2 separate regions of the Homo sapiens genome follow, and region 2 is linked to region 1. A link is an interaction called in ENCODE POLR2A ChIA-PET data of the cell type or tissue named here. Cell type or tissue: CD4-positive, alpha-beta T cell. All regions are shown on one strand.

Region 1 (5,000 bases):
ATAGCCATGATAGTGCTTTGTCTTTTAGATGAAATGCAGAACTAAGGACATGACTACTGGTGCTTATTAAAGATTCCTTGCTATTTTTCACAAGAGTAGGGGCGTTAGACTCTTGTCTACTGGCCAAATTCTAAATTGGGAGATTACATTCTGCTTTCCTAAATTCCCCTAGCAGAAGCAGCCATCCATGGTATCCTACTTTGCTTCCTGTGCTAAACTGTTTTGTGATGTCATTAAATGGCTCTGGTTTTTTACTCTAGAAATGATCACTTTAGTGGGGTGGGGAGTAAATCGATACCTATTGTCTGATATTATGTTCAGTCTAGTTTCAAAAAAATTAAAAGGTAGCCTGTGGTAGTTAAGGACAAAGTACAAAACAAAACACCCTAACGTACAAAACACCCTAACATACCAGTTGTTGTGGTGCTTTTTAAAAAAACCAATCTGCTTTCTCTTCTGTAACATAGACAAAATATTAATGCATTTTTTTACTCCACTAGTAATTGACAAAGAATTGTTATTTGTTTCATACTTAAGGTTAATTCTAACAGTGATGAAGTTTGAGAGGATGAAATTACATATCACCGACCAATTAAACTATCCCTTTTGTCTTTAGGCTGCATCTAACCATTCCAGATTTTCATCTATCTATCTCATAAAATCTTTTTGGAAGGAGATTTTTCATCTTTCCTTGGTAACATATTTCAGTGTCTCTCAATCTTTCCATAAAAACTAAGTTCTTATTTCTGTTTAACCTCGGTTCCACCTGCTGGAGTGTAATGTCACTATCTTTTGTCCATCCTTAGCCTTGTTATCATATATTGTTAGTGAGAGGCAATGTAGTATAATGGCATGGTTTTTGGAATCAGACATGCCAGCATTCCAATCCTAGCTCTGTTACTTTCTAGGTGTGTGATGTTGGGCAAATTACTTCTGAGGTTTAATAGCCTCATCTGTTAATGAGTAACCTCAGAGCATTGTTGTGAAGATAAAACGAGATAGTATCTTATTCTGAAGGATTATGGGGTAGGACGAGGTATGGTATTGGAGACCTAAAAAGTGTTCAATACATACTATAATAGCTATTTATCTGATTATGTGCATGTATCTGACTTAATTCATAAACTCTTTTAGAGCGGGAGGCATACTTCCTGAGTACGCCCTGGATTTCAACAGAAGTATAGTGTTGTGCACATAGTATGGTGCAGAGGCTCAATATTACTGAATGAATAAATTGTTTTGTTTTTATTCCCTGAGTGGAATGAACAGCCCCCAGCTATCTGCAAGATCCCACGCATGTAGAAAAAAGGTGACAAAAATCAATCTGCAGTTTTTAAATATGCAGATACCTGACTTTATCTAGATGTTTTAGCATGGTGTAGATACAATGCAAATAACTTACGCTTTCTATTTCTATCACGTTCATTTCTACGAATTTTAACATTTGATTATTGTCATTATTTTTATTATTAAGCTGCACTTAGGCACCCAGAAAGGGACTGACTCATATGTCTCCTCATCCATCCAAGCATTTAATTGAGAAATTTTAAAAATGAATATTAAGAGCTAATTATATACTTGAACAAAATCTTTCAATTTGTGACTAAGTACATTACCTTCCCTATTTATCTCTAAGATCTGAGCACTACAGATAATATTCCTAATTGCTTTGTACCCAAGCCAAGAAATAAAAACCAAAACCAGAAAAGTCCACCACTGCAAGTCCCAAAGCACAATTAGTATCTTTGAACCAGTGAAGTATTAGTTAGGACTTTATTTTTGGCTTTTAAATGTTTAAACGGGGCAAGGAGGGTAAGTTGGGGGAACAAGTACAAGATACATAGATTCAGTCGGACTTGAATATTTCTCCATAAGGAAAGGAAAGAGTACCCTGGTGTGTGCTTAGGCTGGAATTAAAAAGACAGCAGCGTGGCCATTTCCTGGATTGCTTTGTACACACTTTACAGGGGCGGTCTCAGGTATGGAGCTCTGGGCACCTGCTCGCTCACACTCCAACAGTTCAGAAACCCGTGTATTTGAGGCCGGGTGGCTCAGGTTCCACGTAACTGGGCTTAAGTGTCATTAATACTGCTTGCGGCGGGGGGTTACTGAGCTGTGCTTTGGGACCTGGATGCTTACTTCGGACTTTCTCCTTTCTTCCCCCCTACCCCCACTAGTTTCCCTTTCCCTCCTTCCTTCCCGGGCGTGCCCACCTTCTCCCTTTGCTCCCACTTTCCGCTGTCTGACTCTTGTTTCCTTCACCTTCCTTTCTAATCGGCTTCCTGTCTTCCAACCTCTGCCGGCCGGAGAGATTGAGATTGGGGCTGGGGCTGGGGCTGCGGCTCAGAAGAGGCACGAGTCGGGCGGGACAGGCGCGAGGCGCCCAGCCGCGAAAGCGAGGAGCGCGCACCGAGGCGGGGGCGCGCGCGGGGCAGCCGCGTGGCTAGGCAGACGGGGCCGGGAGCGGCGCGCGCGCGCCCCGCCAGCCTCTGGCGCGCCCCCGGCGGCCTGAGCCGCAGCGTGCTCGCCCCCGCCGCCAGCTCGCCTCACTTATGGGTCGGAAACGCTGCGTGGGGGAGACTGTTCCAAGATGGCGGCGGGTTGCTGCGGGGTGAAGAAGCAGAAACTGTCCAGTTCGCCCCCCTCTGGCTCGGGTGGCGGTGGTGGCGCCTCCTCCTCCTCCCACTGCAGCGGAGAGAGCCAGTGCCGAGCTGGGGAGCTGGGACTAGGAGGCGCCGGTACGCGGCTCAACGGGCTGGGAGGTCTAACCGGAGGAGGTAGCGGCAGCGGCTGTACCCTCTCTCCCCCCCAGGGCTGCGGCGGCGGCGGCGGGGGGATCGCCCTGTCGCCACCTCCGAGCTGCGGAGTGGGGACCCTACTTTCTACCCCGGCCGCCGCCACCTCTTCCTCACCCTCCTCATCGTCCGCCGCCTCGTCCTCATCGCCGGGCTCCCGGAAGATGGTGGTGTCAGCAGAGATGTGCTGCTTTTGCTTCGATGTGCTCTACTGTCACCTGTATGGATACCAGCAGCCCCGGACCCCCCGATTCACCAACGAGCCCTAGTGAGTACCGTGCCCTCCGCCGCCCTCTCCCTTGCGCTCGGGATGGGGCTCAGAGTTGAGGCAAAGTGCGAGTCCGCCTCCCGGCCGGCGGATGCCCCTGCCCTCTCGCTGCCCGGGTCCCCGGAGCTACTCAACTGAACTAAGGGCACCCTGCGCTTTTTGCCCTCCGAGGCAGGCACCCCACACTTGGAGCAGGGTGCTGCTGCAAGGAATGGCCCCGTGGCTCCTAGAGGTGTTAGCTTTCTCTTTGCGATGACTTCGAGGAGTTTTGACTCCTTTACTTGTCTCCTTCACCACCCCCACCACCCCTCACCCTGCCCCGGTTTTGGAGATCTGGGTTACTCAAGGTGTTGACCTCTCCTCACTTTGGTTTCCATTACCCCAAGTGAAAGCCCCGCCAGTATTCCCGCCCCGCGTATCTTGCACATGGAGAACTACTATCCCATTGCAGGATGAAAAATAGCAACTATCCAACTTCTGTTAGTGATGGAACTTAGCTCTGGAGCTTGTGAGGTTACCCATCTTCTCCTCTGGGTTTTCTTGTGCCCTGGGAAGGGGGGAGGTTTCTTAAAACACATTTTTCCCTTACTACTTATTTTTATCCAAATACACCCATTAAAATGTGTTTCTCGTGTAGCGAGCGCACTGCCGGCTTCCTCACATTTGAAGAGTGCGACCTTTTTTTTTTTTTTTTCCATTCCACCGTCTGGATAATAGCTCATTCAAAGAGAACTGTCCCCACAGAGCCACGGTCAGTTTGTACATTAAGCGTGCATTCGCTTTTGTGTCGATTTCACTTTTTAAGAAATCCATGTTATACTTGATGATTTGAGAACAGTTAAATAGTAAATGTGTAGGAATTGTTATGGTTTCCTTTGGTTTTGTATCTTAAATTATTTTACCCTTCAAGTGTGTGGTTGAAAAATTTTAAAATAGCACTGTTACAGCTAAAAGCCAGGTTAATTCTAATCCCTGTCCATTTGGATGTGTGGGAGGTGGGGCATATGGTTTTTTTTTTTTAATGTGTAAACTGAATGTAAACTGACTTTTTGCGTTAAATGCTAGACAGAATGTAAAGACCAAGAGAGGGCAGAATGAGAAAAAGTGCAATTGCTTTTATTTGAGTACTTAGCATCAACAAGAAAAATAATACAGAAAAAATTTCAGTGAAACTCGTACTGAAAGGCATCAGCCCCTTTTCCAGCTAAGACAAGTGCCCCTTGTCCCCCATATCATAAATACCTGAATTGATGTTCTTTTAAAACTGCTCCTTTTCATTTTGTGAGATTAGAGGATTGGACTACTGTTGTATAAGTATAAACATTTCTGCCTAGACTAAAATATTAAATTAATATGTAAAGTGGAAATTACAATAAAGTGTCCTGGAAATTGTGCATTTGTACTGTTTGTTTTCTTTGGCTTTCATTCTTTAAATGTCTTTAATTTTGTATGACTCTTCTGTGGTCTGTGCATTTTCTTTTAGACTTGGTTAATCTTTGGGCATTGGTTTATGAGAAGTGCATGAAAGAGCATCCAGGAGAACACTTCGTCAAATAAATATCTTTATAAATTTCATAGTGTTAATTCTAGAAGCTTAAATCCTAAGTCCACACTTTTATTTAGCCAATTCATTTTTTTGGTTAAGAAGTAAAATTCATTTTGAAAAGACTGCCATGTAAAATAAATCTATGAAATATTTATTAGCTTGAGTCACTTATTTGTGACTTTTATGCCTTCTCTTGGATGTCTGTGATGTATTAAAGCTAGTCCTGGGATGATACTTAGGTTGGCTCTGCAAAGTCATGGGACTGCAAAAATTCACTCCTGTTTAGTTCTTGAGCTGTTAACATGAGTTTGGCAAAGGCTGCTTTAGTATTCACGCTCCATTGCTCCAAAGCATATGAGAACACACTTTCAGGAGGTGCTATTTTCACACA
Region 2 (5,000 bases), 130 kb after region 1:
CTCGTTATGTTAAAAATCAGATTGAAAGAACTATTTCATCGCTATTAAGCACAAATGTATACAAGCTACTTATTAAGGAGAACGAGGTTGTTTTGATAACTATAAAATGTTGCAACTGGGTTGAATGAATAGTCTCAGCGGTCTATTTCTATGTTTTAGCTCTACAACAACAAGAAGGTCCTGATTTGCACGGAGATCAGATTAATTTTATGAAAGTGTGTACATATAGGTCTAAAGTGTAAAAACCCAGCACAGTCCACAGCTATCTGAAGCTTACAAGAAGTTCGGGCAGGAGAAGCATAAAACTCCTGAGGTTTGAAGACAAGTAAGTAACCTGATGGCTTCTGCTAACCCACTGGTGGTCTTCAGTTGCCATTCTGTATATAACTAACTTACCAGGTGTTGTTAAGTGTTTTTTGTTTCTGTTTTTATTATCACAGTTTCAAAATATTATGTATTTCAACACACACGTATTTTTTGAATTAAATGTTCATAGAGGGCCGGGCACAGTGGCTCACGCCTATAATCCCAGCACTTTGGGAGGCCCAGGCAGGCAAATCACCCGAGGTCTGGAGTTCGAGACCAACGTGGCCAACATGGCGAAACCCTGTCTCTACTAAAAATACAAAAATTAGTCAGGCATGGTGGCGCACGCCTATAATCCCAGCGACTCAGGAGGCCAAGGCAGGAGAATCGCTTGAACCCAGGAGGCAGAGGTTGCAGTGAGCCGAGATTGCGCTACTACACTCCAGCCTGGGCAACAGAGCAAGACTCCATCATCTCAAAAAAAAAAAAAAAAAAAGTTTATGGAAACTTGGGGCTGTTCCGACAGAACCCCAGGATCCCACAGGACAATCAAAACCACTGCTGGAGCCTCAACATGCCCAGTTATTTTGAGAGCTTTTGGGAAGCCATCATTTGATGAAATGACAGCTTTTTTTTTTTTTTTTGGCCTTTTCCTCCCAAATGTCAGGCTCAACATGATCCATCAATATTTATTGAGTGCCTGTCCCTCCAGAGGCATGGCACCTTGCTTGGTTACAGAATGAATATAGTATAATTTTGTAAGATAAATTAACAAACAGTCCACTCTGGGCTAAGAGTTGTAAGGAGCATATGAGTTTGGTCTAGTTGGGTAAAGTCCTTCAGACTGGGGCCCAGGTAACATTAGGGTTTTATAGGGTTTCACTAAATAGCTTCCACCTCAGTGGCATTAGAACATAGTTGTAACTGCCCCTGTTGAGAAATTATATTTCTTTGCACTCCAATATGTCAGCACCAGAAGCCACCCCATACTGGACATGATCATAATTTCTTGAGTGGAGGAGACTTTCTGTTCCCATAATGTGGCTCTCTTGCTCCTTAGCAGGAATATGCAAGGTGGCTGGAAGAGAAGTGATGTGCTTGTATAAGAAATAGGTTTGGACACACAGAATGGCATTGGGTGGCTGCGAGTTGTGTTCTTTACTGTGAAGCTGCCCTCTCAGAGGCATTGGGCCCTTCCTATGATGAGGCGATAAGAAGAGACAGAGAGAGGCTAGGACTCTAAGAGGCTATCTTGAGGCCTGAAGAGGAGAAGACAGTTTATAGTATGTTTACTGGTTGAAAAATTACCCCACAGAGAAAAAAATCCATTCATGAGGCAGAAGGAAAGAATAGTAAGAGTAAACTACATGGAAAGGAAAATCGGAGTAACTTTCAGAATCACTAGCTATGCATAAAGGACAGGAAGGCAGTATTAAATGTGGGCTCTTGTAAAGCAGGAAGCGCAACTTGTATACAATAGAATGTTTAAATCACATTTTAACTGACAGGAAGCTGCTGAGAGTTTCCAAACATCAGGCAGATATTGAAACTAAGAGCTGCTATAGTCACTTTCCATCTAAATGGTATTTTGGAATGACCCAAGGTTACCATATGGGTCAACATGTATAAGTGGGTTTCTGTGTATCAGCATAGGAGATGGGGGCTGGCCAAACGGCTGGATGGAACAATCATATTCCCCACTCCCACATATCCTAGCAGAATGGAAAGGGTGTCTTGGACTGGACAGAGTGGGAAACCCCCATCATTTTGAGGGACAGTGCTGGTGTGAGTAATGCAAACATTTCCCTAAGCTTTCTCTACTTCAGACATCCAAATGAATTTCAGGAACTCTGCATGAAGACATTGCCACCCTGCTGGCATATGCCTCAGCAATGGTCTCTTTCCCAGAATTGTGGTCGGGGCAGATGTGGGTAGCCATAGTGACCTGTGTACATGAAGTCATGCTCCTTGGTGAATTGGTTCTTGTTTATCTGGCCTAGCATATCTTGTGGTCTGTGGTACTCATGAATGATGGGGCTTAAAAGGGAAACATGGGGTTAATCCAGTTGTTGGATCCAAATAGGATGGGATTGTTCCTGTTGGGTAGATGGGTCTAACTGGCCCTGCAGCCTTGGAGAAGGTCAAATAGACATTGCTAATAAATAGTCAGCAGTAGGCTGGGAAAGTGCAGGTAACATCCTTTGCTCTAGGGAATGTTACACAGTGGGCCCTGCAAGCAGGGTGCACAAAGCACTTGAAAGTGAAAAAGAAACACCTTTATTTTCAACCTCCCTCCATTTTTTGGACATTTTTATAGGAAAATTCATATAACATACAATTAACCATTTTAAAATGCACACTTCGGTAGTTAGTGAATTCACAATGTTGTGCAACCCCTGGCTCTCTCTAGCTTTAAAACTTTTTCATCACTCCATAAAAACACCCCACACCCATTAAGAGAAGTCACTCGCCAAGTCCCACCCCCAACCCCTAAGTAACCTCTAATCTTCCTTCCATCTCTCTGAATTTACCCATTCTGGATGTATCATATTAATGGACTCATATAATATGTGATCTTTTGTGGCTTCTTTCATTGAGTATGTTTTCAAGGTTTATCCAAGTTGTACCAAGTTTTAGTACTTTGTTCCTTTTTATGGCTGAATAATATTTCATTGTATCATGTAACACAGTTTGTTTATCCATCATAATGGATATTTGGATTGCTTCCACCTTTTGGCTCTTAGGACCAATGCTATATAAACATTTGTGTACAAATTTCTGTGTGAACATATGTTTTCATTTCACTTGGATATATGCTTAGGAGTGGAGAATTACTGAGTCATGTGGTTATTCTATCCTTAACTTTTTATTTATTTATTTACTTATTTGAGACGGAGTTTCACTCTTGTTGCCCAGGCTGGAGTGCAATGGCACGATCTCGGCTCACTGCAACCTCCGCTTCCTGGGTTCAAGTGATTCTCCTGCCTCAGCCTCCTGAGTAGCTGGGATTACAGGCACCCACCACCACGCCCAGCTAATTTTGTATTTTTAGTAGAAATGAGGTTTTACCATGTTGGTCAGGCTGGTCTTGAACTCCTGGCCTCAAGTGATCCACCTGCCTCAGCCTCCCAAAGTGCTGAGATTACAGGCATGAGCCACCGCACCCAGCCTACCTTTAACTTTTTGAGGAACTGCCAAACCATTTTCCAAAGTGGCTGTACCATTTTATGTTCCCAGTAGCAAGGTATATGGGTTCCTATTTCTCATCCTCACCATCATTACTTTTCTTTTTTTGATTAAAGCCATCTTAGTGGATGTGAAGTGGCATCTCATTATGATTTTGATTTGTATTTCCTTAAAGATCATTGATATTGAACACTTTTTCATGTGCTTATTGGCTATTTGTATATTTTCTTTGGAAAAATGTCTATTCTAGTACTTTGCCCAGTTTTTAATCAGACTGTTTGACTTTTATTATTATTTTTTGAAACGGAGTCTCACTCTGTCTCCAGGCTGGAGTGCAGTGGCATGATCTCGTCTCACTGCAACCACCATCATCTCCCGGGTTTGAGCAATTCTCCGGCCTCAGCCTCCCGAGTAGCTGGCACTACAGGCGCATGCCACCATGCCCAACTAATTTTTGTATTTTTAGTAGAGACAGGGTTTCTCACCATGTTGGCCAGGATGGTCTTGATCTCTTGACCTCATGATCCGCCCGCCTAGGCCTCCCAAAGTGCTGGGATTACAGGTGTGAGCCACCACGCCTGGCCGACTGTTTCACTTTTTATTGTTGAGTTGTAAGAGTTCTTCATATATTCAGGATATTAAACCATTATCAGATATATGATTTGCAAATATTTTCTCTCACTCTGTATGTAGTTTGTCTTTCATATTCTTGATAATATCCTTTGACGGACAAAAGTTTTTCATGTTTATGAAGTCCAATTTATCTATTTTTTTCTATTGTTGCTAATGTTTTTGGTGTCAAATCTAAGAATCCACTGCCAAATCTGAGATCATGAAGATTTACTTCTATGTTTTCTTCTATTAGTTGTATAGTTTTATTCCTTATATTTAGGTCTTTGACTTACTTTGAGCTATTTTGTATGTGTAGTGAGGTAGCAGTCCAACTTCATTCTTTTGCATGTGGTTATCCAATTGTCTCAACACTATTTGTTAATACTATTCTTTCCCCCATTGAATGTTCTTGGAATCCTTGTTGAAAATCAGTTGACCATAGAGGTCTGCGTTTATTTCTCAATCTTATTCCATTGCTCTATATGTCCACCTTTATGCCAGTACCACACTGTTTTGATTACTGTAGCTTTGCAGTGAGTTTTGAGATCAGGAAGTGTAATCCTACTTTGTTTTTCTTTTTCAATACTGTTTTGGCTGTCCAAGGCCCCTTGAGTTTCCTTATGATTTTGAAGATTGGCTTTTCCATTGTTGCAAAAAAAAAAAAGGCCATTGGAATTTTGATAGGGATTGCACTGAAACTGTAGATGGCTTTGGAGACTATTGCCATTTGGATATTTTTTCTAATACATGAAAGCAGGATGCCTTTCCATTTATTTAGACATTTTAAAATTTCTTCCAGCAATATTTTCTAGTTTTCAATGTACAAGTCATTTACCTCCTTGGTTAAATTTATTACTAGGTATTTTGTTATTTTGGATGCTATTATAAAGGAGATT

The links. ChIA-PET counts read pairs that join two places held together with the same protein. Peaks named below come from ENCODE experiments on the same cell type or tissue, not always from the same donor. Only the 100,000 strongest peaks of a DNase experiment are listed, where the experiment ranks them.
Region 2: POLR2A ChIA-PET joins it to region 1 with 13 read pairs; 11 of 35 experiments call an interaction of 5 or more read pairs at or near these places.

The regions. Positions count from the first base shown.
Region 1 is chrX:110,315,662-110,320,661 of GRCh38, reverse strand. AMMECR1 (AMMECR nuclear protein 1) reads left to right here and starts at 2,577. Exons shown (of 6, transcript NM_015365.3): 1 at 2,577-3,063. The coding sequence starts at 2,591. It overlaps LOC105373312 (a long non-coding RNA gene), which reads right to left and starts at 2,410. Exons shown (of 4, transcript XR_938504.3): 1 at 2,214-2,410. RefSeq lists silencers at 2,395-2,544, 2,277-2,611, 2,805-2,864, 2,909-3,064, 4,917-5,000 and an enhancer at 2,585-2,714. In CD4-positive, alpha-beta T cell, no CTCF peak of the experiment used is centred here; DNase peaks (open chromatin) are centred at 2,031 and 2,521; H3K4me3 peaks cover 3,385 bases; H3K27ac peaks cover 1,615 bases.
Region 2 is chrX:110,186,148-110,191,147 of GRCh38, reverse strand. No RefSeq gene overlaps it. Among named protein-coding and RNA genes, the nearest start is that of SNORD96B, 36 kb to the left of the region's middle. In CD4-positive, alpha-beta T cell, no CTCF peak of the experiment used is centred here; no DNase peak of the experiment used is centred here; H3K27ac peaks cover 1,201 bases.